7 separate regions of the Homo sapiens genome follow, and regions 1, 2, 4, 5, 6 and 7 are each linked to region 3. The links are chromatin loops, found by intact Hi-C in ENCODE. Cell type or tissue: GM12878. All regions are shown on one strand.

Region 1 (4,000 bases), 1.3 Mb before region 3:
GTTTTAAATCCATTTCTGAATCAAATTCTGTGCTTATTAGGTCCCCGCTGTGTATATTTTTCTCTATGGCAAGAGAAAAACAGTTATTTAACGTTTTATATATTTCAGGATATGTAATTTTTTGTAAGTTTTCTTTCATTACAGACTTGTAAGGATTTTAATAACTGTATTTTGAAATAAAAATAAGCTAAAAAAAGCTAATTAACCCCAAAGAGGTTAATTAAACTCAAGGTCATAGAACCTAAAAGTATTGCATAATTGGCAATAAAGCCAGCTGCCGTTACCATTCTATTCTTAGCCATCGACCTCTCTCACCTGTCACTCCATCTGCTTCCTAACCCCATCTCCTTGATTTCTCTCTGCACTGCCTCCCCACCCCACATCCCTGAGTCAAGTTTCCACAGAGCCATGGAAGTATCCTTTAAACATGTATCAGCTCTGCCCCACCCTGCTCTGAACCCCCACATAGATTCCCATCATTCTTGCAATAAGTCTCCCTCACTCTCAACAAGGCATTTCAAGCTCTGTGTGATCTGACTGTCTCCTCCTCCAGTGTCTTCTGGTATCACTAGTCCTTGCTCGTTGGGCTCCAGTTATAATGGCCTTCTCATTCTTTCATAAAGCAAATTCCTTTCTAAAGCTTTAATGCATTAAGTCTTCTCCCTAGTTCTCTTCCTCACCTCTTCTCAGATGTTGCTCTGCAAAGAGAGATTCCCTGACTCCCTTTCTTGTGTTCTCTTTGTTTTTCTTCATTGCCATGATCACTACCTGACACTTGATCTCAAATCATTGTTTCCTTGTGCATTTTCTGTTTCTTTCACTAGAATGCATTCCCCAAGAGGACAGGGTCTTTGTTGTGATCACTGCTATATTTCAGTACCTAAAATAATGCCTGATAGGTGATAGACACTCAATGGATTTGTAATTACACAAGTGAATGAATGAATAAATAAAACACACACTTTCTGACTCTCAGTCCATGACTATGCTGGTCAGTTTAACAAAGAGTGAAATAAGTTTATTGTTAAGAGATGCCAGACTTTGAAATAAGTACATTAATTAGGGCCCTCCCTGCCTCGTATATAAAATGAGATGATAATAATAATCTTTATTTTACCTACCTTATGAAATTGTGGGAAGACTGAAAAGGAAATTGTTTTCATAAGAACTTTTTAAACTATGAGAAATTATGCAGATCATTGTTGTTAGAAAATTTTAGGTTCACCAGTCGAGGAAATTCGCTTTATGCCAACAGTGATAGCAGCAGAGGGAAGCCTGGGAAACATTTATTTTAAGACTGTGGGGAGGCAAGGGGAACAGAGATTGGAAGCCCAGGATTTTGAAGACAAATGAACTTGCATGTGAGTCCCAGCTCAAACTCTTACAATCGAGTAATCCTTGTGCAAATTATTTGAACTCTCTGACCCTTAGTTATTCTTGCATAAAGTGGGTAAGGGAAACTGTCTCAAGGGTTATTATTGAGATAGTAAATGAGATCGGTATACGCCAAGTGCAGTGCTACCTTCTTATGGAAAATAGGATGGCCTAGAATAAACCTTGTAGAACCCCAATAATTACTTTCTCACATTTGTTAAATAATGTATTGTTCAGGCCACCACCTGCTCCGTTAGCAGGAAGACATCTGAGTTTTCCTATTCTTCCACCTTCTTCTGCATTCCTGTGTAATTCAAGAGCCCTGACTCAGAGAGCGTTAATCAGGTGTTTTAAAAGCCAAGGGAAGAGAAATCTACAATCCTGGTCCACTGCTGCTATGACACATTATTACCACATGGTGCCGCTATTGCAGATGGCTCCTTTCTAATCTAATGGCCGCTTAGTTTACTGTATGCCTTTTCCTAAGTATCTTTGCTCTTGGGCTCTGGGATTCCTTGATCTGTCTCTCTCTTTCTGTCCTCACATACACATCTTCAGTTTGTTTTTTTTTTTTTTTTTTTTCACGGCCTGGTGCTAAGATCTCTGGGTCCTGAGGGATTCTGTGGAAGGAACCCTCAGCCAGGCAGGTGGCTTGCATCTGTAATCCCAGCTACTAGGGAGGCTGAGATGGGAGGATCACATGAGGTCAGGAGGTCAAGACCAGTCTGAGCAATAAAACAAGACCCATTTATATGTATTAACACAAGAAAAAAAAGAAAAGAAAAAGAAGACGGAGCCCTGTTTCTGACCCCAGAGTCCATCTTTAAGCTCAAGTCACCATCCTGATTCCATGTCCCTCCAGGGGAACAATTCCTCTCTTTCAAACAGCCCCTAACTCAGAAATTGACCACTTTTCCCCCAGGGAGCAAGTCTGCATAAAAAAGGGATAAAACAGTTTTTGTTAAGCAACATGGACACATGCGCACACAGTTACACACGCTCACACACACAGTCATTTACCATTGCCTTCTCCTGGAGCAGTGGGTACCATTAACATAGTTAATAAGACCACTCCAGTGGCCCAATAAAACAAAAAGGATTAGATTCTGCCCTAGATACTTGGGATGCTGAGATGGGAGGATCACTTGAGCCCCGGAGGTCGAGGTTGCAGTAAGCTGAGATCGCATCACTCCATTCCAGCCTGGGTGACAGAGCAAGACTCTGTCTCGGAAAAAAAAAAAAAGGTTCTCTTCATAATAAAACAATGACAAAAAGCCATTGCACTTCCCATTTTAAATTCGTACTAATATTATTATTATTTGACTGTTGTAGCCACAGTGTATACTCCCTGAGAGTAGCTCAATTTAATTTGGGGAGGAAACACTAGGCTCCATCCCAAGTTGACATGGCTGTGATATGGGTCTCATAGAGCCTCTCCTCCAATACACAGCTTTTAATGAGAAGAGCAAAGGGCTTATGAATTGAACTTCCATGGAAAATCTTCTTCTCCTGACTCTTCAAACACCTCTCTTCAATGCCTGTACACTCCACATCTCCCCTCCAGCTAGTCTGGGGGTTGGAGGAGGCCTGAGGACTTCCCAGTCCTAAGGAGCACAAAGGATAGCAGACAAGCAAAAAAGGACAGGGAAGTAGGTCCCTTAGTCTTGCTCTCATCTGAGCCCTTGGTGGAAAGGGCAGAAAAGATTTCTAAGCCTCCCTATGGCCCATTCCTTCCAGGGATGTGGAGCAAAAGTCCAGTATTAAAGAGCAAAGCCATCACCACCCTCTCATGTCTTCTGGGAGACATGCATTAGCTGGCAGTGGTTTATATAGTCCGGTTTCTGATCCTGACCAGACATAATTAATCATCACCAACTATGGGTACCAATATGACACACCTTGTTTCATTTTTATATAAATATTTCATTGAAAACAAATGCCCCAGTGTCATGATATAGCCCAAGGCTCACTCTTCTTCCACTTTCTCTCCAAGTTGAACTAGCTCATTTATGAACTTTCTGGTTGGACTTTTCTTATTTCTCTTCTGAGTTGCAAACTTTGCACATTAATTGGCACTGACTCAGTACTACCACCTCTAACATCTTTACCTTTTCTGTTCTGAACTTCAAAGTTTGTCTCCCTGGCTGGTGTTATGGCCACATTCTGAGAATTGCCAGTCTGTACCCTCTGTATCCTCCACGCAATTGTCTGAAATCATTTACTTGTTATCTCCAGCCATTATGGAAAATGCCTGCTTATCATGCATATATGATTTCCCTTTCTGCAGGTCTCTGAAGCTTCTATACTAAATTGAATTTCTTCTTACTGCTTTCCTTCTATTGTTCTGGCTTTACCATACTGTTCATTACTAAAATACATAATCACATTTAGACCAAATGATCTAATTGCATAAATTTTCTTGTGATCTGGAGTTCCTGGCACTGAAACCCATTTCCTAGCAAACCTATTAAAACTCCCAGGCTGCTTCCAAATTCTGTGTGTTGGCTGAGGGTTCCTTTTTCAAAGCATAACAAGCAAACCTGAGAATTTTTACAATTTCAGATAAATCAGTGATTGTTTTTCTTGCTTTTGTCACATTCATTTTTCAACAAAAAGGAAGATGTAT
Region 2 (4,000 bases), 270 kb before region 3:
GAAAATAATAGGTCAAAAGCAGCATCACATGCCTAGAAGGGTATCAGTGATAAATGCCAACAACAAGCACTTAAATTATATGGAAGTGGTAACTGCCATCCCATTTCCACTCAACTCACCTATTTGACCAGTGTAGAAAATTGATAAAACTGGGAGAAGCACAGTGGATTTTCATAAAGCTAAACTAGGTGGTGACTTCAGTCACAGCTACTGTACCAGGTGTGGTTTCATTGCTTGGGAAAATTAACACATTCCCTGGTACCTGGTATGCAACTATTGATCTGGCAAATGCTTTTATGCTCAATACCCATTTGTGAAGACTAGGTGAAGCAGTTTGCTTTCATCTGACAAAGCCAGCAACACACCTTTACTGTCCCACTTCAGGGGTGTATCAGCTCTCCTGCCATACATCATAATTTAATTGATGGAGAGTCAGATAGTCTTTTCCTTCCATAACGAGTTACACTGGTTATTTGCACTGATGATATTATGATGATTGGACCTAATGAGCAAGAAGTAACAACTACTCTATATTTATTGAGAAGACATTTACATGTCAGAATGTGGAAAATAAATCTGACCAGAATTGAAGTACCTCCACCGCAGTCAAATTTCTAGGGATCCAGTGGTGTAGGGCATGTTGAGATAGGTGAAGACACATTGCATCTGTCCTCTCTTACAACCAAAAAAAGAGATACAACACCTAGTAGGCCTCTTTGGATGTTGGAGAAAACATACTTGACACTTGGGTGCGTTATCATAGCCCATTTACCGAGAGACCCTAAAAGCTACTAGTTTTGAGTGGGGCCCAGAGCAAGAGAAGGCTCTACAACAGCTCCAGACTGCTGTCCAAGCTGCTGTACCACTTGGGTCATATGATCAAGTACCTCTGATGGTGTTTGAAGTGTCAGTGGTAAAGAGAGGTGCTGTTTAGAACCTCTGACATAAAGCAATCATTTTATTCAGGTGAATGATAAAGCACATTTTGAAACTTTTCAAAAATTCTCCCAAATCTTTCATTTCACACTTTGTACATTTCACCTGGTGTGATGGTTAATTTTATGTGTCAACTTGGCTGGGCCATGGTGCCTAGATACTTGGTTAATCATTATTCTGGATGTTTTTGTGAGGCTGCTTTGGTGTGGGACTTACATTTACATCAGTAGACTTTGAGTAAAGCAGATTGCCCTCCATAAGGTGGGTAATCTTCACCCAGTCAGTTGAAGGCTGAATAGAACAAACGAATGACCTTCCCTGAAGCAAGAGAGAAATCTGCTGCTGACAGCGTTCAGACTTGAACTGCAGCATTGGCTCTGAGGCTCTGCTCTGCAAATTTTGGACATGGCACCCTCCATAAACACGAGCCAATTTCTTAAATATCTCTCTCATACACACACACACATACACACACACACACCCACACACACACACACAATTGGTTCTGTTTCTCTAGAGAATAGTACACTTGATTTCTCCGTATTTGGGGTAAATTCTAGTTGTCCAGTAGGGCAGCCTTGAATAGCAATATCAAAACTCTGTAAAAAGGTTAATCTGTGTTCCCAAACTCTAACTTTCAATGCTAGAATCTCTAAAATACTTGTTTTCTGCTAAGAGGCATTGGCTGACTTTGGTCTTTGGCCCCCACGTTGGTTTAAAGAAAGAGATTAGTGCTGGGAATAAGATAGCTCCAAACAGCACAATGAAGGTAAATTAACGAGTTGGCTCCTTCAGTGATATCTATAATTTTCTGATTAAGGTCTAAGCTAGGGTAAAACCTTCCTCATTAGCTGTCTTCCCTGGGAAGATAACCCAATACTTGTCAATTCTTGCTTTCATTTTTTGCTCCACATGAACTACCTTACCTGTCTTATTGTTGAGATGTGAGTAATGGAGTTAAAATAAACTTAATTTTAATGTGTTTATTATCTGTTCAGATTCTTATTCAAAAATTTAAAAGAATTAAGACCTTTAAAATGTGCAAATATGCTCCAATATTTATTTTTCCACTATTTTAGAAGAAAAAGATCCAAAAACTTTGGTTGAATTTTAAGTTTTTAGCCACTAGATGGCAGTGGATAACTATCTCTTATTTTGCTTTCCCGCATTCAACTCTCAGCTAATGTTTTCTATTGTCAGCTGGCAAATAGAAAAGAGGAAATATATAAAGGCTATTTACTGGAGATGTTGAACAAGATAGAGATTTTATTAATGGAGTGTTGAACACATTTTGTAATTCAACTGCTAGCAAAATTATTTTCTTTATTGTTATATATTTGTACGATTAAAAGGAGAAAATAGGATCAGCATTGAAACGTACAAAAACATGGTCAGGCTAAATGCAATCAGCATTGACTGGAAATGCTTATCTTGACCAAATGCTAAGCAGAGGAGAATGACTACAGCCTAATACATCTGCTGAGCTGCTTTGAAACGTTTTTGACCACATGTAAGAGACCCTCTGCATTTTCATGACACCCACACCCAGGAGCACTACTAGAAGGGCTTGTGGATGTCAAGAGAGGTTGTTTCTGCTGGAGTCTTTTACCTCAAACTAAAGAAAAAGGAATCCCTCGAAGAAAATGTGCTTGGAGACTCAGGATTTAAACTTTATCACTGGTTGTCTCTTTGTATTATATTTAACATTAGATTTTCCCAACCTATGTAGAACATTCAGTGTGTGGTCTATGATGGTCTTTTGGGGATGGACTGACTGCAAAGTAGAGCTATGGCTAGGAATCATGTCCATGGGTAATATTATGCAGCCATTTAAAAAATATATTTACAGAGGCAAAAGTCTGAGCTTAGAATTCTTAGGATCTTTAATACATGGAGAAAATCTGGGGAATAATAATAACGAAGCAATTCAAAGAACAGTGTAGGCATTTCTCCCTAAAAACCTAGAGAAGGAAGTATGAAAAACCACTAATGTTGACCAAAGTATTCATAGGCCTTAAAAACATTTATTTTAAGCAACAAGGGAAGAAAATATTACTGTTTAATAGAGTGCCACTTCAGAAGGAAAGGGGCAAAATACTTGGTTAACAGCACATGACTTGTACTAGCATCCGTATTCTTGGAGATAGGCTAAGGAAGGCCACCATTAACAGCCAAAGTTAGTGTCATAGCCCTAGTCACAGCAGCCTCCACCCCCTTCACCTTCTGCAGGAGCAGAAGGCAGGAATCCATGCTCGGGCTATCTAAGGAGCCAAACCTTCAAAGTGTGTTGGGAGACTAAAATCCCCCAGCCTATACCCTTATCTTATTCTTATTTATGAACAAGCATCCCTTAGCCTTCTTTATCTTCAGTGTGTTGCACTCATGTTCCCCCATCACATAACAAGGAGGAAAATAAGTGAATACATATTGGATGCTATTTTCCGGATGCCAAGTCTCTCTCCAGGTAGTAATGAGGAAGGAGTTTTATAGAACATTTAGCAATAGCACCCTGGGAGTCTGAAAGAGTTAATTTCTCTCTTTATACAATTTCTACCAAAGGATTCCTTCTGGGAGGAAATCTATTTAATTTTGTTCATAAAAGAGATAAAGCTGGGGACTAAAGTGGGGTAGGAGGAGACGTGCATCGCTAATATCTTTAAAAACAGAGAAGAATAGGATTCAAAAGACCTCAAGAAATTAAAAAAAAAAACCTTTTTAAAATAGTGATATGCACCAGATGGCACACACAGGAATCGATATTCTAAGTCCTTTAGGGACAAGGTTTAATTCTTTTAGGTCTCATGTAGCATCTGATGCAGAGCTCTGCACTTAGTGGGCACCTAGTTAATATTTATTAAAATCAGATTGAATGTCGAACAAGTACACACACACACACATACACACACACACACACATACACACACTAGCAATCAGAATTACCCAAGCTGAAAAAGTCACTAATGCTACAAGCATTATATCAAAGGTATCATTTCACTCATTCACTTAATACACATTTTGTGATAAGATAAATAATATCCCCCACACCATGAAGGAGTTCACGGTG
Region 3 (4,000 bases):
TCTTAGTTTCCACATCTTTAATCTATGGCCTCTAGTTCCTAGGGTTCTACAAGGATAAAATTAGGCAATGTTTGTAAAACACTTGATACCTAATATTGGTTAAATAAATAAAATATATTATTTTCAGGTAAAGTTGAAGGACCATGAGGGCACAACTTAGTGTCTGCATAGTAACTGGCATACAAAGTGTTGCATCAATATTTGTTGAATGAATTAATAGTGAAAGACTAATCACTTGGAAAAGGAAGCATAGTGAGTGCTTCTGTAAGTACAACATGATTCTCAAAGGCTTCTTGGAACTAAACATCTGCCTGAATCCAAAAGCACCAAGTTAAAAGTGTGGGTCAGTCATGTACTCACAGTTGTAGTATGTGGACAGAGAAGACCCTAACCAAAACCTATTGCTAAAAATGTACGCATTAGAAGTGAGAAAAGTGGAGTTGTGTTCGGGTAGTTATTTAAGAAGACAGTGCAATGAACTATGAGCCTAAAGAAGGATGAGTAGGGAATGATTTGGATATTAGAGACAGTGGTTATCATTTATTGTTCAAATCTACCATTTGAAGTGCCTGGTTTGGCCCTATTTTATTTCAAGAACCCATAGAGACAGCTGCACAGAACCTGCATGAGCCATGTTAATGTTCCACATTGACTTACTTTAAATCTGTGACCTTTTCTAGGACCAAAAGAAAGGGTAGACATAGGCGCAAGGAAATCTCTGAAAGCTAGGACTCATCCTATGATATAGAAAACCGTGTGAAGGTTACAAAACACACCATCATCGATCTCTCCTGTTCTTAATATTCAACTTTAATGCAAGCTGTAATCGGAATGCAGCCACCATTTTTGAACTTCTACTCTATAACAGTCACTGTATTTATTTTTGCAACACACACACACACACACACACACACACACACACACACACACAGCTTAAAACTTACCCTTAACAGCAACACAGCCAGGTATATGCCATCTTCCCCATTTTAAAGGTGGGAAAATTGAATATCAGAGAGGTTATGTCAATTGCTTTAGGTAATACAGGCAGCAAAGAGAAAATCTGAGGTTGGAGTCCAGTGTATTCCAGATCTGAAATCACTGTTCTAGTCTCCTTTTTCCCAAGAACAACTGGAGAAGCCCATGGGAATTTTCAGTTTCTCTGAGTGGCTTGTCACATTAATCCAGGTAGAAAGAAATAGTAAGAGTAGTAAGTAAATCATTAAATAATTATACAGTTTTAGACATTTATAAGCATACATACACATATGTGTGTACATGTATGTAAGCACATTTTTATTAAAATAATTTAAATGTATAAAAATTATAAGATATGAAATCACACATATACAAAGGAATTACGGGGGTTCTTGTGACATTTATTGGCTTTCAACAGTTGACATGTCTTCTAGATACTGTAGAAGTATTTGTGTTCTAAGACACCACCGCAAGTGTTACTATACTGCACTATTTACAAATGTTTTGAAATTGAAAGTGTGTATAATACTTCCTTACAAGGTGGAGCAACATTGTGAGTCACAATGGTGCCATCTACTGGGAAACTGGTAAACTATGAAAATAGAGAAAATGGTATGCATTTAAGGGAAACAGAAAGTATCGTACTCTGATATCCTTCCTGTTCACTAAAAAATTCCAATAATTAGTTTTTTTCTGTGGGGCGGGAGATGAGAGTTCATGGGTACAGTTAATATGCTGGAAAGCAAACAGTTCACACCATAATCCTTTCACATTTGTTTTCTCTCTTTTAATTTGATATCATTTGTGTATGTGTATGTGTGTGTTATTTTTCCTACTATTTACCCGAGCCAGAAATAAGAGAAAATGACTTTTCAGTAATTAAAAACAAATTTCAATATGTGACAACTTAGAGTTGTTCTCAATCCTAATATGCAGTTACTTCTCCCAAGAAATTCCCAGGTATTAATTTAAAAAGTCTTTGATGTCTTAGTTTGCACAACATATGCTATCGGGTTTGAGTTAATAAAATCATCCTCAAGTTTTCACTGTGGGTTGTCAAAGGCTCTTATGACACCTTTTCATCAAAGTAAATTAAATATTCATTGTATCCCATAGTAGATCTATTGGCCGCCCTCAGTATAACTAGGCTTTTGGAGTGAGAATAATACAAAAACGTTTCATTACTGGTGTTTCTTTCAGCTATGTATAATGGAGAAAACTAGGACCTTACATAGATACCTTCATAAAATGACAGAAAGCAAGTCTTAATTAACCACGTGTTTTTTTCTACACATAAATTTGCTATAATACATTTTGAATCCTTGTCTCTAGTCCCATCACCACCCAGGACTTTCATAGACCATTTTATCTAACCATGTATAACTTCAGAGAATTAAAACTAACAACAGCCGAAGTGAAAAAAGCGTGATCCTGTCAGATAAGCGGTTTTAAAATTTTTATTTGTTTGGCCTCCTATGTACAGAGTCATCCATTCCCATGCCAATTCAACTGATATTGATGGTCAGACCCCACTACATACCAACATTAAGACAGAAAATGTCTCTGCCTCTTCCAGTGGTACACTCTACTATAGGAGAGACAGGACAACCCCTTAAGATCATTTCATACAGTGGAAAGTGCTGAAAATTTAACAAGGTGAAAGATAGTTATGGGCTACAGTGGAGCATAGTAGGAACACATATGCCATTTAGGATGTGAGTGATTATAAGGGCCACAAGAAGAAGTGATTTTTGTACACATCAAAGGGATAAGAAGGAGTTGGCTATGTGAAGATGAGACAAGACTGGTTAAGATTGTGGGAAGCAGGCTGTAATCCCAGCACTTTGGGAGGCTGAGGCGGGCGGATCACAAGCTCAAGAGATCGAGACCATCCTGGCCAACATAGTGAAAGCTCTTCTCTACTAAAAGTAAAAAAATTAGCTGGGCGTGGTGGTGCGCCTATAGTCCCAGCTACTCGGGAGGCTGAAGCAGGGGAATAGCTTGAACTTAGGAGGCAGAGGCTACAGTGAGCTGAGATCGCACCACTGCACTCCAGCCTGGTGACAGAGCAAGACTCTATATATATACATATATATATATACACACACACATATCTATATATGTATATGTATATATACGTATATGTACACACACATATATATACGTATATATATATATATATATATACACACACACATATATATATGATTGCGGGAAGCAGGCATATAAAGTCCTGAAGTAGAAGCTAGCTGGGCATGTCAGAAGAAGATAGTTCTCCAGTCACTGACAGAGGAAGAGAGGGGTAGGAAATACATTAGCAGAGAAAGCTGGAGCCCTATCTCCAAATCATGAGACTATGGACAAAAATAAATCAACAAACAAAGAAACACTAAGAAAGGAATAAGGGGATTAGGATGAGTCAGACAATAAATGCAATAGGCCCTGACATATAATTTTATTTAATTTCCATGATCACCATACATGCTGATCTCCTAATTCTAGAGACAAGGTAATGAAGGATGAGGTCAAGTAACTTTCTCAATACCTTACTGACTAGTAAAGAGGAAAGCTCACATTTCAAGTCAAGGCTTCAATCTCTTTCCATTTGTTCCTGTGGTCACATTTAAATGTGTCGCACTTGAGTGAAAAAAAAAAAAAAAAGATTTGATAGCAGTTTTAAAAAATTGGCATGGAGGAATTTCCTGTGGCTGGAAGAACATAGAAGGCAAGTCAGATACACTTAAGATCAGGCTTAACTTGTTTAACTGAACAGGGACATTTTTCCAATTGAGGCTAATGTGAATTGAATGAAGAACTGAATGAAAGACTTGTTCAGCAGGAATTGTAGTTTTCCTCTTTTTGTGAGAACAATTTAGCTCATTCTTAAATTTCTTAATTGTTTTCAAGCTTCTGTTCGACTTTATTAATGGGATTTATAGTCTTTTAAAAAGCACACCAGAGTAAGCACTTTTAAAACAAATAATCATCTAACATGAATTTTAACTTTGAAAGTTAAAGGGCAGGA
Region 4 (4,000 bases), 130 kb before region 3:
TAATAAACTACATTTACATTTTTGGGAAAGTCATTACCACCTACCATCTTTCGCTTAAAGTCAAGAATAAAGGCATCGTTTTCTATCTTTCCTTCCTTAGTTTGTCATAAAATAACCCATATTCATTATCAATAAAAATCTGCAGGTTTATACATTTTCATAATTCTCTGACTACTCAGACTTCGTTGTATTTGTGCTTTTTTGAATAGAGGAGGACCTCTTGCTAAGACACTCCATCGCCTGATCGATATTCAATGAAGATGTAGCCAGGGGTCCAGAACCGCAATGAGCAAGGAGGGAAGCATCTAACTGTGAATGATTTGTATTATCTGGAAGGTTCACTAAATCTTCTGTCCCTTGCCATCCCCATTTTCTGGAAATAGAGTAAGTCAAAGAAAAGTGCAATATGTTACTCACATAAGTGTTAAATGTTTGTAGTTGGAGAGTTCCTTGGGAACCAGTGTAAATTGGTTTCCATCCAGATACCTAAAAACAATGGAACAATATTATCTTCTTACAAAGTAATGGTGGCCTTGAATAAAATAAGTAAACAGTACTTCACTCTTAACTGAGGCAAGGAACCCCTTGGCAATTTTTGCTTTAAGATGTCGTGTTCCAAGCATGGATTATTATTTAAGAGAAGTAAAGAAAAAAAAAAAGCAGAGTTGTCCACGAGTCCAGTTCTTTGTGGTTTATCTAACAAGGCAAGCCCAGCATTTAGCCATCTGTGTGCAAGCAAGGAGATTCATTCAATTAACCGTACTTTTAGTCAGCCTTCAGTTTGCTTGTGTTTATGTGGACACAATACCATGAAATTCATTAACTAGTAACAAAACCTTGCTGCTGTGGCCAAGACCACTCATTGCTGCCTTAATATGTGTCAATACACTTAGTGAATAACAATGGACACATTAAAGGCATATTTGCGGATTTGAACATATTAGGTTTAAGTTTAAAAATAGTTGTAACCAGCATATATCTTCTTGGTGATGATAACATTAGGAGATTTTATAGAATATAAATTGATGAAGTGTATAAATATATATATATATATATATGTAACAGCAATAATCAAATAACCATATATAAGTAAACTTTCCCTTCTTATTAGAGTCAGAAGAATAATCAGAAAATAGGTTTTGGGCTAACTGGCAGGACAGAGAGATAATCGAATGCCTGAAGTTATATCTATTATGTCACAATAAGGAAAATAAATTTCATCTCCTTCCAAGGCTGTTTTTCCTAGAACGTAGATGGTGAAGGGTGCAAATGTCATTCAGAAACTGGGGCCATCTGGCTATACATGTGCCCACAGACACTTCTGGGACATTAAACATGTGGCCGTTCCTACCCCAATGTTGTGGTCCATTTCAAGATTCCAGGTTGAAGTTGGTATTTTTTCTGGATATAGAAATAGCTGAGAAGTTGTCTAAGATGATAATTTATTCCCAATATTTCAAAATAAAAACAATGATATAAAAGGCACCAGTTATCAGAAAATATAATTAATGTTTGATAAATAATTGGGTCTATGTTATGACTCATCATGTCTACCTAAATTTTCTGACTTGATATTTCTTCTTCGACCCCTCTCCATTTTTTTCTTTCCTCTACCTAAGTTTTTCTTGATACCACTAGAGGGAAGCATCACCCTATATAGTTCAGCACTCTCCCTTTATTCCAGAAAACACAGCAGAAGGTCAAGATTCAGAATGTGCGCTATGAATGTTTATATGTAAAATAATCTAAGGCGGAAGTTATATGGAACTGATTAAAAATAATGGATACCATTTGTTAAAACTAGTCCACCAATAATACTAATTTTTGCCAAAGTCTTTAATTATTTAATGTAATACACATATGAAATTCTTCTAATACATGCATATATGTTACTGCTAAGAAGGATTCTGCTGACTTGGTAAGGTTACAAGAATAAGCTCTCCAGGGGGTAAAACTTGAATTCAAAACAGATAAGCTAATATTTTTCTCATCTCTATGACAAACTTTCTTTGGAAAAAAAGACTACTTTTTAATAATTTGTAGTAAAATAGATTGAAAATTCAACTTTTTGAATAGTTGAAATATGCTGTAGATAGCACAGGGTATGCACCAAGCAGGATGTCCAATGGAGCTTAGTAAGAAATGTTTAAAGTTATTTAATGGGAATAGAGTAAAGTGACCAATACATAGTCCAGTTAAAATTGTAGAAGAAGGGATTTAGCATCAAAGGTGGTCTGAGTGTAAGTTCTTCATTGGTGTACTCCTAAAATTAATGCTTTGGACACAGAATATTCTTTTTTTATTTTTTATTTTAACTATCTCTGCTTTATATTTTATTTTTTTACTATACTTTAAATTCTAGGGTACATGTGCACAACATGCAGGTTTGTTACGTATGTATACATGTGCCATGCTGGTTTGCTGCACCCACTAACTTGCCATTTACATTAGGTATTTCTCCTAATGCTATCCCTCCCCCATCCCCCCACACCAAGACAGGCCCCGGTGTGTGATGTTCCCCATCCTGTGGACACAGAATATTCTATAGGCATCTAGCTTTCCCACAGAGGAGGGTTTCGGAATATCCCTATGTGATCTTCTGAAATAAAAAACATTACTATAAGAATTAAATATTTAATTACACACATATACATATAAAATAGTCCTTCCAGTTGATTAACCAATGTGATTGGTAGTGAGAGAGGACCTAAGCACTTAACAGCAGTTCAAATCTAAGAGCCGTGTTCTAAGCACATGTGCTAAGTTTGTGCCTTTTTCCTCTAAGTGTTCTATTCAGGATCAAACTTAGGGTTTAAAGAATTGCATGTGATTTGAAAATAAGATCCTTAAAAATTGAAATGACATGCCCTTGAACCTCATTACCTATGTTGCACACTGTCAAAAGTTTGTCAAACCTGCTCATTTGGAATATGTGTGTGCATCTGCACAAATAACTGATACACATCTGCATAAATTACATTTGGGTTTAAATCATTATTGATCCATAGTTCCACATAGATAAAAAATAAACAGGCAAAGTGACTCAATTGTATTCAGAACAAGCATATCCAGAATATGACAGTTTAGAGACAAAGGAATGGAATGAATGGGGCATGGAAGCATCATTATTCTGGCAGCATATTCTCTAATGAATTCCATTCTGCAACTGTAGCATGAGGCAGCCAAGGGAGCGTGGGCAGTGCAGAAGAAGGTCGAGATGTGTATATCCTGGCCATATAATTTGTGGTTAAATATCAGTTATGAAAATGTCAAGGATAATTGGTCCCATACCCTTTAGGATCTAAAGGACTTTGATTCAAGCCTCCAAAAGCAGCATCTCTTCTTAAGGGAAGAGATTATGCTAGTTTCTTCCATATACCAGATAGTTATTTATCCCATGTGGTAAAATTTTCTCCTAGGGGTCACAGAGGTAAAAAAAAAAGTTTCCTGTACAGAATATCCTAGACTGTAAGTAAATGAAATATAAAGCATTTCCCAAAGTGCATTCCATGGGCCATTAGTCTTGTAAGATGCTCCATGAGAAAAGGGGTATAGGAACAAATAAATGTGAAAGATACCTTATATTTTACCATTGTTTCTTGAAGAGTCATAGTACACTTTAGCATAGTAAAGGCACTGAGAAATCTTATAGCGCACACACACACACACACACACACACACACACACACACACACACACACACAGCAATTCCCAAGGGCCTCTAAAGTAGCTTTTGCATTACTTATTTACCATTTTACAGGATAATAATTAACTGGCCTTAGAATATGATTTGTAAAGAAGATTGTAAAGATTTTTGTCCATTCCTCTGGGTGTATGAAACATTTATCATCAAGGAAAAAGAAAAGAAAAGAAAGACAAGCTCTACTTACAACTCTGTGACATCTCTTGGAATACCTTTCGGCAAGACCTTCAAACCCTTGTTGCTACATCGGACGACTGTATCCAAGCAAGTACATTCAGTAGGACAGCGAGAAAGTGG
Region 5 (4,000 bases), 1.7 Mb after region 3:
GAGTAAGGCTATTGGTTAGGGACGGCTAGACTTGGTTCCCACTTTAGAGGCTGAAACCAAGCCATGGCTTCAGAGAAACAGAGTTTCTTTTGATTCTGATTAAGAGTTTAGCTTTTGGGAGAAGTGATGTGTGGTGCTGGTTTTCCCACAGTGTTTTTGTTTTGTTTTGTTGTGTTTTTGTTTTTTTTTTTAAGTTTCTGTAAAGGAACTCACTTCAGCCTCAGAAGAACACATCCAAGTTAATAAAGAGATATGAGGGGCAAAAAAAATATTACCTCCCTCCTCACCTACTCTAGGGAACACATCCCCATGTGGGAATGCTTAAACTTCCCCCACAATCTTTCTCAGAGACATCAAAGGATGTTGACTTAGGTTTAATAGTTTACAATTGGAATTTGTCTTTATGAAAATGCAGGGCTGTGTAATTTATGGAAATTAAGCATGCATGCATCTCCATTGTGCTAGATGCATTATGATAGAGTAGGATTAGGCAGAAAGACAGGGACTTCATGACATATTAAAATACTTTGTGTCTAAACACTGCCCAGAGACTGAAGAGGGATTTAAAAAACGCTACTGTCCATGACAAGGGCGGGGGGATTTCAAGTGTGACCTAGTTTTGTTGTTGTTGTTGTTGTTGTAATGGAAGGAAGATAGATTTTGGTATATTTGTTTCACATTTTACCCTGAAGACCACATGACATATCACTTTGTTTTATGTTAAGAGGGATTCTTCTTAGAGTGTTGTGTTGCTTTGCAAATGGAAAGGCAGGGCTATGCTTCCAATGACTCTGCCTTGAAATAATTTAAATTTAGGCCAGAAAGTTTAGCAATTTATGATAAATATTGAGAATAAGCAAATTTGCAATTTTCAGGGAAGTCTGGAAGATTCCTTTTTCATATTAATAAAAGGTTGCTCAGTATGAACCATGCAAGTGGAAAAATTTCTTTTGGTTGAAACACCAAATCTGCTATGTTAGATTTAGAAGAAATACATTTCTTTTCCTTGATCTTAAATTTCTTGGAAAGTACTCCTCTGAAAGTTTTAGAAATAAAATAGTCAGCAACAATAATAATCATGATAACTGGTAATAATAATAGCTTTGCCTGTATGCATGCCATTTGTTTTTCAAAGATTAACCACATACATTTACTTAGTTGATCAAAGCACCTTCCCTTGCCTGAAAATTCGGTTCAATTTACCTTGAGAATATTTGGTCTCAGGCAGTCACAACTGGCCACAGTAGGAATGGCTTTTAAACAGCAGTGAGCACCCTGTCAGGAATATAACAAAGTTTAGCAGGTGTTGCTTTGGTTTTCTGGAACTGTAAATAAATTCCAGAGATATTCATACTTACACATGCTGAGGGCTTGGCGAAACTGTGTTCAAAAATCACACACCACTTAATAAATGGGTTCATAATTTCTTTCAGCTAAAGACACTGTGGATGGATATGCAATGTCTGATTAAAAATAAGGAATAGGGATTAATTTTGATTATTTGGAAAGAATGTGGCTGCATATCAAATAACGTCTTTAATCTGACTTTTTAAAAAACTGGCTGAAAAATCACTGAAAAGCATGGAACCCAGTGGAAAATTGGATCAGATGTGCTATATTTATAGCCACACAAATAAACACATTTCGAATTCTGTTTGTTGGAAGCCTTTACTGTTTTGTAACAAGGTAGCGCTCCCTTTGAAATGGGAACCCTGCCATCTAGTGAGCATTTTGGGTATCGCATCTCAGATCATTCCTCAACACAAATAGGTTAAATTAAATCTTGAGTTATTTTAGAGTTGCAGTATATTGTAAGTATTTATAGACGGAGAAATTGAAGGAAGAGGGTTGAAAGATTTTTTCAAAAAGGCTCACATTAGTCTAATGGCAGTGTTTTAAATAATATCAAAATAACTGGGTTCTCAAACACAAAAATGTATTATTCAATAGGCACAAGATTAACTCTTTCCTTTTATCTAACAACATTTTTGCTATATAAACCACTGGTTATTCAGTGAAGACCTTCTTAACTATTCACAGTTAGTCTATGAAACAAATTCTATATTATTTTTTAGTTAATTATTCCAGGGGTTAAATTTCAATGGTTCATTAAAAAATGATTTGCTTTTGGCTTCATTTTTGCTTTTGGCTTTCTTTCATGAAAGAAATAATGCATAGTCAGATAATAATCTGAAATATTTGTATAATTCATCGAGTCTTTAACTTTTCTATTGAGTTTCTTAAAAAAAATTGACTGGTCTTGAAAATCATATCACTGTGTGTGTTAAAATTCATTGACATAAATACATGTTTTAAAAAGAAAGCTTTAACCAATTTGTGAAGGAGTATTACTTCACTAGGAAGAATCACACAAATGGAAAAAATAATTTTCTGTCATTTTAAAACATTATCTTCAAGTCATAAGGATTCTCAAGTCATTTATTTAACAAATGCATGTTGAGTCTCTACTAGATATCAGTCACTGGGAGATAGGGCATTTCTTCTCTTCAAGAAGTCTGAGGTACTAGGATAGGCAAACATACTAAGGGAGGAGACCACCCGTCATATTGTCTTATGCCCAATTTCTGCCTCCAAAGAAAGAAGAAGTAAAAACTAAAAGACAGAAATGAATTCCACAGGCAGACAGCCCAGCGCCATGCCCTGGGCCTGGTTAAAGATCGACGCCTGACCTAACCGGTTATGTTATCTACAGATTCCAGACATTGTATGGAAAAGCATTGTGAAAATCCCTGTCCTGTTCTATTCCGTTCTGATTACTGGTGCATGCAGCCCCTAGTCGTGTATCCCCTGCTTGCTCAATAGATCACGACCCTCTCACGCAGAGCCCCTTAGAGTTGTGAGCCCTTAAAAGGGACAGGAATTGCTCACTCAGGGAGCTCAGTTGTTGGAGACGTGAGTCTTGCCGAAGCTCCCGGCTGAATAAAACCTTTCCTTCTTTAACTCGGTGTCTGAAGGGTTTTGTCTGTGGTTTGTCCTGCTACAATACAAATAAATAATTATGTATGTGTCATGGACTCCCTCATAGAAGCACGCATAACATACACAGTGGAAATCGGTCAGCAGTCATGATGCTGGCTAGAGAAAGTTTCATAGACAAAGAGAAATACTTGATTTGGAGCAACAGAAGTTTCCCAAGTTAGTGATTAAGCATATTTATGTGTTTGTAAAGTTATTTTTTAAAAAAATTTTAAGGTTACAGTTTTAACAAATGCAGAAATGGTCCAAACCATTGACATTTTAAAACAATAGGGACAAAATGAAGTTTAAGAGCCCACAAAATTCCAGTCCATGTTTCATGATTTATTTCAGTCAGTGAATTTTCTATGTATACTAAACATACGGATATTTTGAGTATGTTTCTAATTTTTGTGATTATTTATGATGTGCCTGGTCTTGAATTTACAAGATTGGCTTATAACAATTATTTTCAGGATTAACATGGGGTAATTATTTGATAACCTTATCTTTTCAATAGTTTTATTGCTGATCAAAGTACAGCTTCCCAAAGTTATTTTTAATAAACTATGTATAAAATTCTTCTGTATTACTGAAGTAAATTAAGCAGTTTTTTATAAAGCTGATGGTATTTTGAGGAGCAGGAATGGAATGTATGAAGGTCAGAATTGTGAGGCATCTTGATATGATCAGGAAAAGGAATAGTTTAATGTGACCAGAGTATGTGTTTACATGTGGACAGAACCAGATATGAGGAGGGAGTGGGTAGGGGCAGATTGTTAGGAGCTGGTCGTTACTGGGACATCAGATAGACAAAGCTTCAGTTAAATGCCCTGTTGGTCACCACCATCCCACAGGTGTTTACCTCTCCAGGTCCAGAAGAGATGAAATATCATGGTGAAGTGGAAAAAACACTGGGCTGCAAGTCAATGTAAAGAATGGTTTGGTTTGATTAAGCCAAACTAGCGCATCTCATCCTGTTCCCTTTTTTTGTTGAACACAAACTTCCCCTCAGATATTATTT
Region 6 (4,000 bases), 100 kb after region 3:
AAAGCCCATGGCTATAGAATTCTCAATATATTTCAATTAATGAGTGACTGAAATATTTACTAAACATCTACTACCTAATGTAAAGAGTTCCAGCAGAACTCTGTACTGTCTTTAGTGTAAGACATATGCCAATGCTACCCTAAATAGAACATTTTTAACAGCTTGAAATTTTAACTTTCTTATGTTTTTTCCTTTCTGATAATTTTATCAATGAGAAAATAAATAAATCAGACAGAAGAAAGTCAAGTGTTCCTTCCCTTCTCCCTTCAACAACCTCCACATTGAAGTGATAAATATTTACAATTTGATACACATTCTTCCCCTTCTTTCTCTATGTTCATAAAGTATCTTCAAATTTAAAACCAAATGGATTATAACAAGCACATCACAAGCCTACTTGCTTTTCTCACTTAAGATATCACAGATATCTATCATCTACGTCAATGGTAACAACTCTAGTTTATCTTTGAAATATCTACCTAATGCTGTGTACTTTGAGTTCATCACAATTTGTTGAACTACTCTGTTGTGGTTGAATATTCATGACGTTTTGCAGTCCTTGTTCTCACAAGCATGGATGAAAACATTATGCCTTCTGGGCAAAACTTCATATATTGGTACTTTTGTCTTGAAATGTCTCTTTATTGAGAAACTCTAAGGTTTTATTCCTAGCTTTTTGTCATTTCAAATAATAATATACACAGTATTGAAGACACACTTTTATATATTGGTACTTTGATCTCTCTAAGATAGATGACTAAAAATGCAGAACCTTGGGTATGATCACATGTTTATAATTTTTAATTATAATAATTAATTATTTTATTACAGGTAATACAGATTGCTTTCCAAAAAAGTTACAATTCATATCCCTGTGTAGAAATGTGCTTATATTCCCCACACCTTTAACAACACTAGGCATTATTAACATTTTTCCCTTCTGCTAATTTTATGCAGGAAAAAAGAGTATCCATGGTTTTATTTGCTTTTATTATTTCCCTAATTACTAGTAAGTTTGGGCAGCTTTCCATGAATTTATTGACCATCTGCAGTTCTTTGTGAATTACCTGTTAACATCATTTTTTCAATTTCCCTTATATTGTTTGTCTTTTTAAATAAAGTCATAAGACCTCTTTTCATATGAAAAACAACTAACTTTTATCCTGTCCTATTTTTTTCTTCTTCCCATTAGTTCATGGGAATATGAATATATTGTGAGCCAAGAATATAGACAGCCAATACTGCTAGAATGCTTTAAAATAAATATTAATGACATGAAAGGAAAACCCACAATATTCACTTTCTAAAATACTAAGCTCGACAAGGACAGAGGTTTTGTTTTATTAAGTCATGTATCTCAGAAACCTAGAACAGAGCCTGGCAATCAGGAACTCAGTAAATAGCTACAGATACATTTACTCAATATATCAAACCGTTGAGTAAGTGTGTGTATGTGTATATATACATAAACCTCTAAAACTGTGAAATACCTGTTTCCCAAGCGGGAAAGAAGGTTGTTCATACTTTGCTATCATTTGGTGTTTCTAATCCTTATCAGATCTTAACATTATCTCGTTTCATTAATTGTTTATATTTCACAGATAAGAAAATTAAAACTCAGAAAGTTGCCCAAGATAACACAGGCAAAAAATAGAGAGCTGGAATATGTCAGTTGTTTCTGACACCAGAAACAGGTACTTTACTCTGTGTCATCCTGTTTTATTACCATGTATTCTTAATATGGGGTTGGCAGAAAAATGCTTATTACCTAATGTACAAATTTAATTGCTCCTGGATTGAGAAACAATCTAACTATGATATACAATTTGCAGTCATAAGAGATGAAAAATATTTATCTTTGTAACCTTAAAAATAGCTATAAGAACATGACTTTAACACAGGGGTCCCCAACCCCTGGGCCTGGACCAGTGCTGATCCATGGCCTGTGAGGAGCGGGTTGCCCAGGAGGAGGTGAGCAGCAGGCAAGTGAGCATTGCCGCCTGAGCGCCACCTCGTGTTCAGATCAGCAGCCGCGTAAGATCGTCATAGGAGGACAAACCCTTTTGCCAACTGTGCTTGCGAGGGATCTAGGTTGCACACTCCTTATGAGAATCTAGCGCAGAACAGTTTCATCCCAAAACAATCCCCCACCCATTCCATAGAAAAACTGTCTTCCAAAAACCAGTCCCTGGTGCCAAAAAGGTTGGGGACCACCGCTTTAACACATACAAACAGTAAAGTGGATATACTAAAAAAGAAAAAAAGAAGGCAGAAAGTAATCAGAAAGCCACTCATGTGGTCTGGATGTTGGCTGCCTCCAAATCTCACATTGAAATGTGACCTCCAGTGTGGGAGGTGGGACCTAGTGGGAGCTGACTTGATGACAGGGGTGGGTCCCTCATGAATGGCTTGGCACCATCCCCTTGGTGATGAGTGGATTCTGGCTCTGACTTCTCATGAGAGCTGGCTGTTTAAAAACATACGGCATCTGCCTCCCTCTCTCTTCCTCCTGCTCTTACCACGTGATGTGCCTGCTCCAGCTTTGCCTTCTGTTATGACTGTAAGCTTCCTGAGGCCTCACCAAAAGCCATCAGATGTTAGTGCCATACTTCTGTTACAGCTTGCAGAACTCTGAGCCAATTAAACCTCTTTTCTTTTATAAATTACCAAGTCTCAGGTATTTCTTTATAGCAATGCAGAAACAGACTAATACAGCCACTTTTTACAGAAAGTCAACAAATGTGACAAGACTACAGTAGAATGCGATCTACCAAATTAATACGGTTTACAAGCAAAATTCTCCCTCAAGCCTAGAAACAGTTAACCCAATCATAGAACTGAAAAATATCTTTATTGTGTCAAATTCTGACATAATTATACAGCATAAAATTTATTTCAATTTCTTATAGACAAAATTCCATGAAAATCACTTTAGGATAAAATAATAAGAGCAAGAAAATCTATTTTATATTTGCCATTTAAAGAAGGACTAAAATATCAATTAAAAGCCCTACTCTAAAATATGTTTTCTTTTCTTTCTTTTTTTTTTTTTTTTTTTTTTGAGACAAAGTCTCACTCTATCGCCAGGCTGAAATGCAATGGCACAATCTCAGCTCACTGCAACCTCCATCTCCCAGGTTCAAGCCATTTCCCTGCCTCAGCCTCCCAAGTAGCTGGGACTACAGATGCGCGCCAACAAACCCGCTAATTTTTTTGTATTTTTAGTAGATATGGGGTTTCACCATGTTGGCCAGGATGGTCTCGATCTTCTGACCTCACGATCTGCCTGCCTCAGCCTCCCAAAGTGCTGGGATTACAGGCATGAGCCACTGCACCCAGCCATATGTTTTCTTTAATATATATTTTAATTTTACTTATAACTACAAAATATATAACACTTTATCAATATGAATTATTCATTAAAATGTTTTGTGAACATAAATTAAAAATGATAATCTAAAATAATCTGTTCTCAGTATTTCACTAAAGAATAAATTTACAATCACATCATGTATTTATGGTAGTTTTTGATTATAATTATCTCACACTCCTCTCCTCTTGGTTCACAATAAAATGCCTAAGTTAGTTGAGTTGGTTGAGTAACTCAAATTTTCCATACTGTAACTTAAAGCGAAATATTTAACACAGTTAGTGGAAACCTGATATCTGATCTTATAAGAAAAAGTTTCATTTTCTTTAAAATAAAACTCTTGAGAAACTGTTCTGAAAATAAAAACTTCTCAGGTTGCAGACATAAACTATCATGGTCATAAAAAACAAGACTAAATTCTTTAGCTAATCTTACTCATGAAATATTTCAAGTGCTTTTAGAAAATACCACATTGTGGCTAAACACCATTATTCCATTATGTCTGAAAATAACCAGTGGCTTACAGCAGTAAACAATTCAAATTGCATTTCTTGTATTAGAAAGCTAAAATGCTCACGGAAATAGAACTGATATTGAAAGCCCTGAGAAATTCAATATATTTTCATCTGA
Region 7 (4,000 bases), 1.2 Mb after region 3:
TATATAATATATTATATATATTACATATATGTAATATATATTATATATAATATATATTATATATATTACATATATGTAATGTATACAATATACATTATATATAATATATAATGTATACATTATACATTATATATAATGTGTATACATTATATATTATATATAATGTATATATTATATATAAATATAATATTTTATATATAATGTATATATTATATATAAATATAATATTTTATATATAATATACATTATATATAATATATAATATACGTTATATATAATATATTATATACATTATATATAATATATTATATACATTATATATAATATATTATATACATTATATATAATATATACTATATATAATACATACTATATACATTATATATAATACATACTATATACATTATATATAATGTCTATATTATAGACATTATATATTTTTAAGTGGTCCAACAGATTGATATTGTAATTTAACGTAACAAACGTCTACGCCGTGTGACTTGTATCTATATTAAAAAGAGTAATTTGATTATTTCCTTTTATTTGAATCTCATCAATTGTTTACTTTTAAGGACAAAATATATAATTTTTTTCTGTAATATTTTAGAGATTAATTTACATGAATATCTGAGTTTATCCAAAACAGCAATTAAGATAACTACAAATAAAATTAATTTTAATTGAATTTTCTGATATAACAAAATCAAAAGAGTCAAATATTTTCTGTGGATCATGAGTCCAAAAGTTTACTTTTTTGTTTGTTTGTTTGTTTGTAAGGAATTTGGTACCTCTCTGCAGTTCAACCCATTTCAAAGTCACATTTAACTTTAGCTTGATGCTATACCTATGTTTCAAAATTGTGCATTTTACAGGAATCTGTAAATCTGAGGTCTGTGAAAATCTGTGGAATGGTTAAAATCTCAGTCTAGACTCAAAATAATGTGGACTTCATATTTGAAACTCAACTCTCATTTAAAATGGTATAAGCTTTCACAAGTTCGTAAACCTAAAATTCCAAATCCTCATCTACAAAACAGGACCAAAAATATACCTACCTTATTAGACTGTAGAAAGATATAGTGAGGTGATATATGTAAAGTTTGTATCCCTGTACTTGGGACTTTCCTAAGCACTCAATTAATTCTACCCATTATTGTATGTTTAAAAAACAAAAAATTCTGGAATCATTGGTGCCTAAATGCCTGGCATTACACTCAGAACAAGTTTCTTTCAAAAATGTTTCCTCTTAGCAAACACCTACCTAAACATTGGTCCTTTTATACTACATGTGGACCTTTAATCACTCTCCTAGGATTAGCGGAACAACTCAAACATAGATCTGAACATTCAGGAGTCAAGTGTTCAATGAGTTCTACCTGTAAAACAAGAAAAATACATTTTAGTACCTTCCCACCTATTTAATATTTTCTCCAGACTTCTAAAATCTTATTTCAAATAGTGAACAAAACAAACAAATAAATGAGAAAAACAAGTCATTGTTGTGAGAGACATCTGATTTTTTTTTTAATGTGGCGCAGTAACTTACTCTGATTTAATTTTTCTTAAATGCCGCCATCTAGTGTTCACTAATTTAACTTTTATTACTTACCTTAAAAAGATATTGTTAATGTGGAAGTAATGTTCCCCACTTTCCCAGAGGCAAATAGCATCAAGTCAATTTGTTTCAAGTTTCTAAGTCATTCTAAAAAGACTTGCTATATCTGAAATAGCACAATAATGTTGAAATAAGAACAATCACAGTAGTAAGCTGTAGGACTATAAACATGTTTTACCTTGTGAAATACAGACATACTGTATTTCATTATAGTTCTAGCTCTCCCCTCTCTCTCTCTCTCCTCCCTATCTCCTTCTGCAAGAATTCTTTAGAAGTGCTTCTCTTATAAACTCAATGGCAAAAAAAAAAAAAAAACAGTTATAAATGGGCAAAGGACTTGGATAAGCATTTCTCCAAAAAGACATAAAAACAGCAAACAGGTATATCAAAAGTTGTGCAATATCGCTAATCATCAAGGAATGCAAATAAAAACAACAATAAAATATCACCAAACTCTTAAGATGGCTATTATAAAAACAAACAAAAAAGATAATAGTTGTTGGTGGCTGTGTGGATAAAAAGGAAACTTTGTACACTGTGTTGGGAATGTAAAACAGTGCAGTCTCTATGGAAAGCAGTATGAAGGTTCCTCAGAAAATTAAAAATAGAACTACCATATGACCCAGGAATCCCAATCCCACTTCTGGATATATGTTTAAAAGAACCGAAATTAGGATCTCAAAGAAATATCTGCACTTCCATGTCCATTGTAGCACTGAAGAAAATAGCCAAGATAAAGGAACTGAAATGTTCACTGACAATTGAGTAAAGAAACTATGGTATAAACACATAATAAAATATTATTCAGCCTTAAAAAAGACAGAAATCCTACCATTCGCAACAAAATGGACAGACCTGAAAGACATTCTGCTAAGTGAAATAAGTTAGTCTCAGAAGGACAAATACTGTATCTAAAATAGTCACACTGGCCAGGCACGGTGGCTCACGCCTGTAATCCTAGCAGTTTGGGAGGCTGAGGCAGGTGGATCATTTGATGTCAGGAGTTCGAAACCAGCCTAGCCAACATGGCGAAACCCTGTCTCTACTAAAAATACAAAACAATTAGCCAGACGTGGTGGTGGATACCCATAATCCCAGCTACTTGGGAGGCTGAGGCAGGAGAATCGCTTGAATCCGGGAGGCGGAGGTTGCAGTGAGCTGAGATTAAGCCACTGCACTCCAACCTGGGCAACAGAGCATGACTCTGTCTCCAAATAATAATAATAATAATTAATAATAAGAGTAATAATAATAATGAAATAGTCACACTTACAGAGGTAGACAATAGAATGATGGCTACCAGGGAGTGAACGGAGGGGAATATGAGGAGCTGTTATTCAATGGGTATAAAGTTAAAGTTATGTAAGTTCTAGAGATCTGCTGAACAACATAGTTCCTATAGTAAACAATAAAGTATCACTCACTTAAAAATGGTTAAGAGGGTAAATCTCAAGTTAAGTGTTCAATACAAACAAACCAATGAAAAGCAAAGCAACACAAGAAAACTTTTAGAGGTGATGGGTACGTTTGTCACCTTGATTGTGGTGAAGGTAACAGGAATATAAACATATGTCCAAGCTTACCAAATGGTATGCTAATTATATATTAATTATATGCAGTTTTGGCATACCAATTCTATTCCGGTAAAGCTGGGAGGGAAGAAAGTTATCAGTTATGGTTGGACAACTCTGAATTGTGCAAAACTCATTTAATTTTACAATTTCAAATGGTGAACTTTACGGATTGAGAATTACACTAATAAATAAAGTTATCCAAGTGAAAAAAGAGAAAAATAACTATTTTGCTCTCCATTGTATCCCGGGCTTCTAGCATAGTGCTTAATAAAATACCTAATGTTTATATGCCAGTGTGTTCTAAGAAATTCTTTCTTTCTTTTTTTTTGTCTTTTTGAGACGGAGTCTTGCTCTGTCGACCAGGCTGGAGTGCAATGGCGCAATCACGGCTCACTGCAACCTCCGCCTCCCTGGTTCAAGTGATTCTCCTGCCTCAGTCTCCTGAGTGGCTGGAATTACAGGCGCATCACCACGCCTGGCTAATTTTTGTATTTTTAGTAGAGACAGGGTTTCACCATGTTGGTCAGGCTGGTCTCGAACTCCTGACCTCGTGATCCGCCTGCCTCTGCCTCCCAAAGTGCTGGGATTACAGGCGTGAGCCACCACGCCCGGCCTAAGCAATTCTTATATGTTATCTCACTGCTATAAGTTTAATTGCTGAAAACTCCAAGGAACGTTCTATGACTGTTTCCTTACAGATAAGAAAACTGCACTCTAGGAAAATTTAATAAGCTTCTCATGAATATACACTTGTTAAATGGTCAGGTCAAGATTTGGAGTCAGTGGTCTGACTCAAGAGTTCTCACTGTCA

What was found. Hi-C counts contacts between places; a loop is a spot of excess contacts. Peaks named below come from ENCODE experiments on the same cell type or tissue, not always from the same donor. Only the 100,000 strongest peaks of a DNase experiment are listed, where the experiment ranks them.
Region 1: a loop joins it to region 3, with 5 times the contacts of the local background. A loop is called at or near these places in 14 of 110 quality-filtered maps.
Region 2: it touches region 3 in a loop (7-fold over the local background); 88 of 110 quality-filtered maps call a loop at or near these places.
Region 4: it touches region 3 in a loop (12-fold over the local background); 74 of 110 quality-filtered maps call a loop at or near these places.
Region 5: it touches region 3 in a loop (4-fold over the local background); 12 of 110 quality-filtered maps call a loop at or near these places.
Region 6: it touches region 3 in a loop (2.7-fold over the local background); 19 of 110 quality-filtered maps call a loop at or near these places.
Region 7: it touches region 3 in a loop (4-fold over the local background); 3 of 110 quality-filtered maps call a loop at or near these places.

Annotation. Positions count from the first base shown.
Region 1 is chr4:21,763,776-21,767,775 of GRCh38, reverse strand. All of the region lies in intron 1 of KCNIP4 (potassium voltage-gated channel interacting protein 4), which reads left to right. Among named protein-coding and RNA genes, the nearest start is that of KCNIP4-IT1, 87 kb to the left of the region's middle. In GM12878, a CTCF peak has its summit at 1,791; no DNase peak of the experiment used is centred here.
Region 2 is chr4:20,683,428-20,687,427 of GRCh38, reverse strand. No RefSeq gene overlaps it. Among named protein-coding and RNA genes, the nearest start is that of PACRGL, 15 kb to the left of the region's middle. In GM12878, a CTCF peak has its summit at 2,078 (motif pointing right); no DNase peak of the experiment used is centred here.
Region 3 is chr4:20,416,599-20,420,598 of GRCh38, reverse strand. All of the region lies in intron 4 of SLIT2 (slit guidance ligand 2), which reads right to left. Among named protein-coding and RNA genes, the nearest start is that of SLIT2-IT1, 26 kb to the right of the region's middle. RefSeq lists enhancers at 1,425-1,474, 1,595-1,664. In GM12878, a CTCF peak has its summit at 1,554 (motif pointing left); a DNase peak (open chromatin) is centred at 1,498; H3K4me3 peaks cover 390 bases; H3K27ac peaks cover 569 bases.
Region 4 is chr4:20,542,517-20,546,516 of GRCh38, reverse strand. SLIT2 (slit guidance ligand 2) reads right to left here. Exons shown (of 37, transcript NM_004787.4): 21 at 3,891-4,000; 22 at 418-486. Among named protein-coding and RNA genes, the nearest start is that of MIR218-1, 16 kb to the right of the region's middle. In GM12878, a CTCF peak has its summit at 1,639 (motif pointing right); no DNase peak of the experiment used is centred here.
Region 5 is chr4:18,687,231-18,691,230 of GRCh38, reverse strand. All of the region lies in intron 2 of LOC105374510 (a long non-coding RNA gene), which reads right to left. Among named protein-coding and RNA genes, the nearest start is that of LCORL, 670 kb to the right of the region's middle. In GM12878, a CTCF peak has its summit at 1,720 (motif pointing left); no DNase peak of the experiment used is centred here.
Region 6 is chr4:20,311,833-20,315,832 of GRCh38, reverse strand. The region is part of intron 4 of SLIT2 (slit guidance ligand 2); the gene reads right to left. Among named protein-coding and RNA genes, the nearest start is that of SLIT2, 62 kb to the right of the region's middle. In GM12878, a CTCF peak has its summit at 2,015 (motif pointing left); a DNase peak (open chromatin) is centred at 1,982.
Region 7 is chr4:19,222,600-19,226,599 of GRCh38, reverse strand. All of the region lies in intron 2 of LINC02438 (long intergenic non-protein coding RNA 2438), which reads left to right. Among named protein-coding and RNA genes, the nearest start is that of LINC02438, 230 kb to the left of the region's middle. In GM12878, no CTCF peak of the experiment used is centred here; no DNase peak of the experiment used is centred here.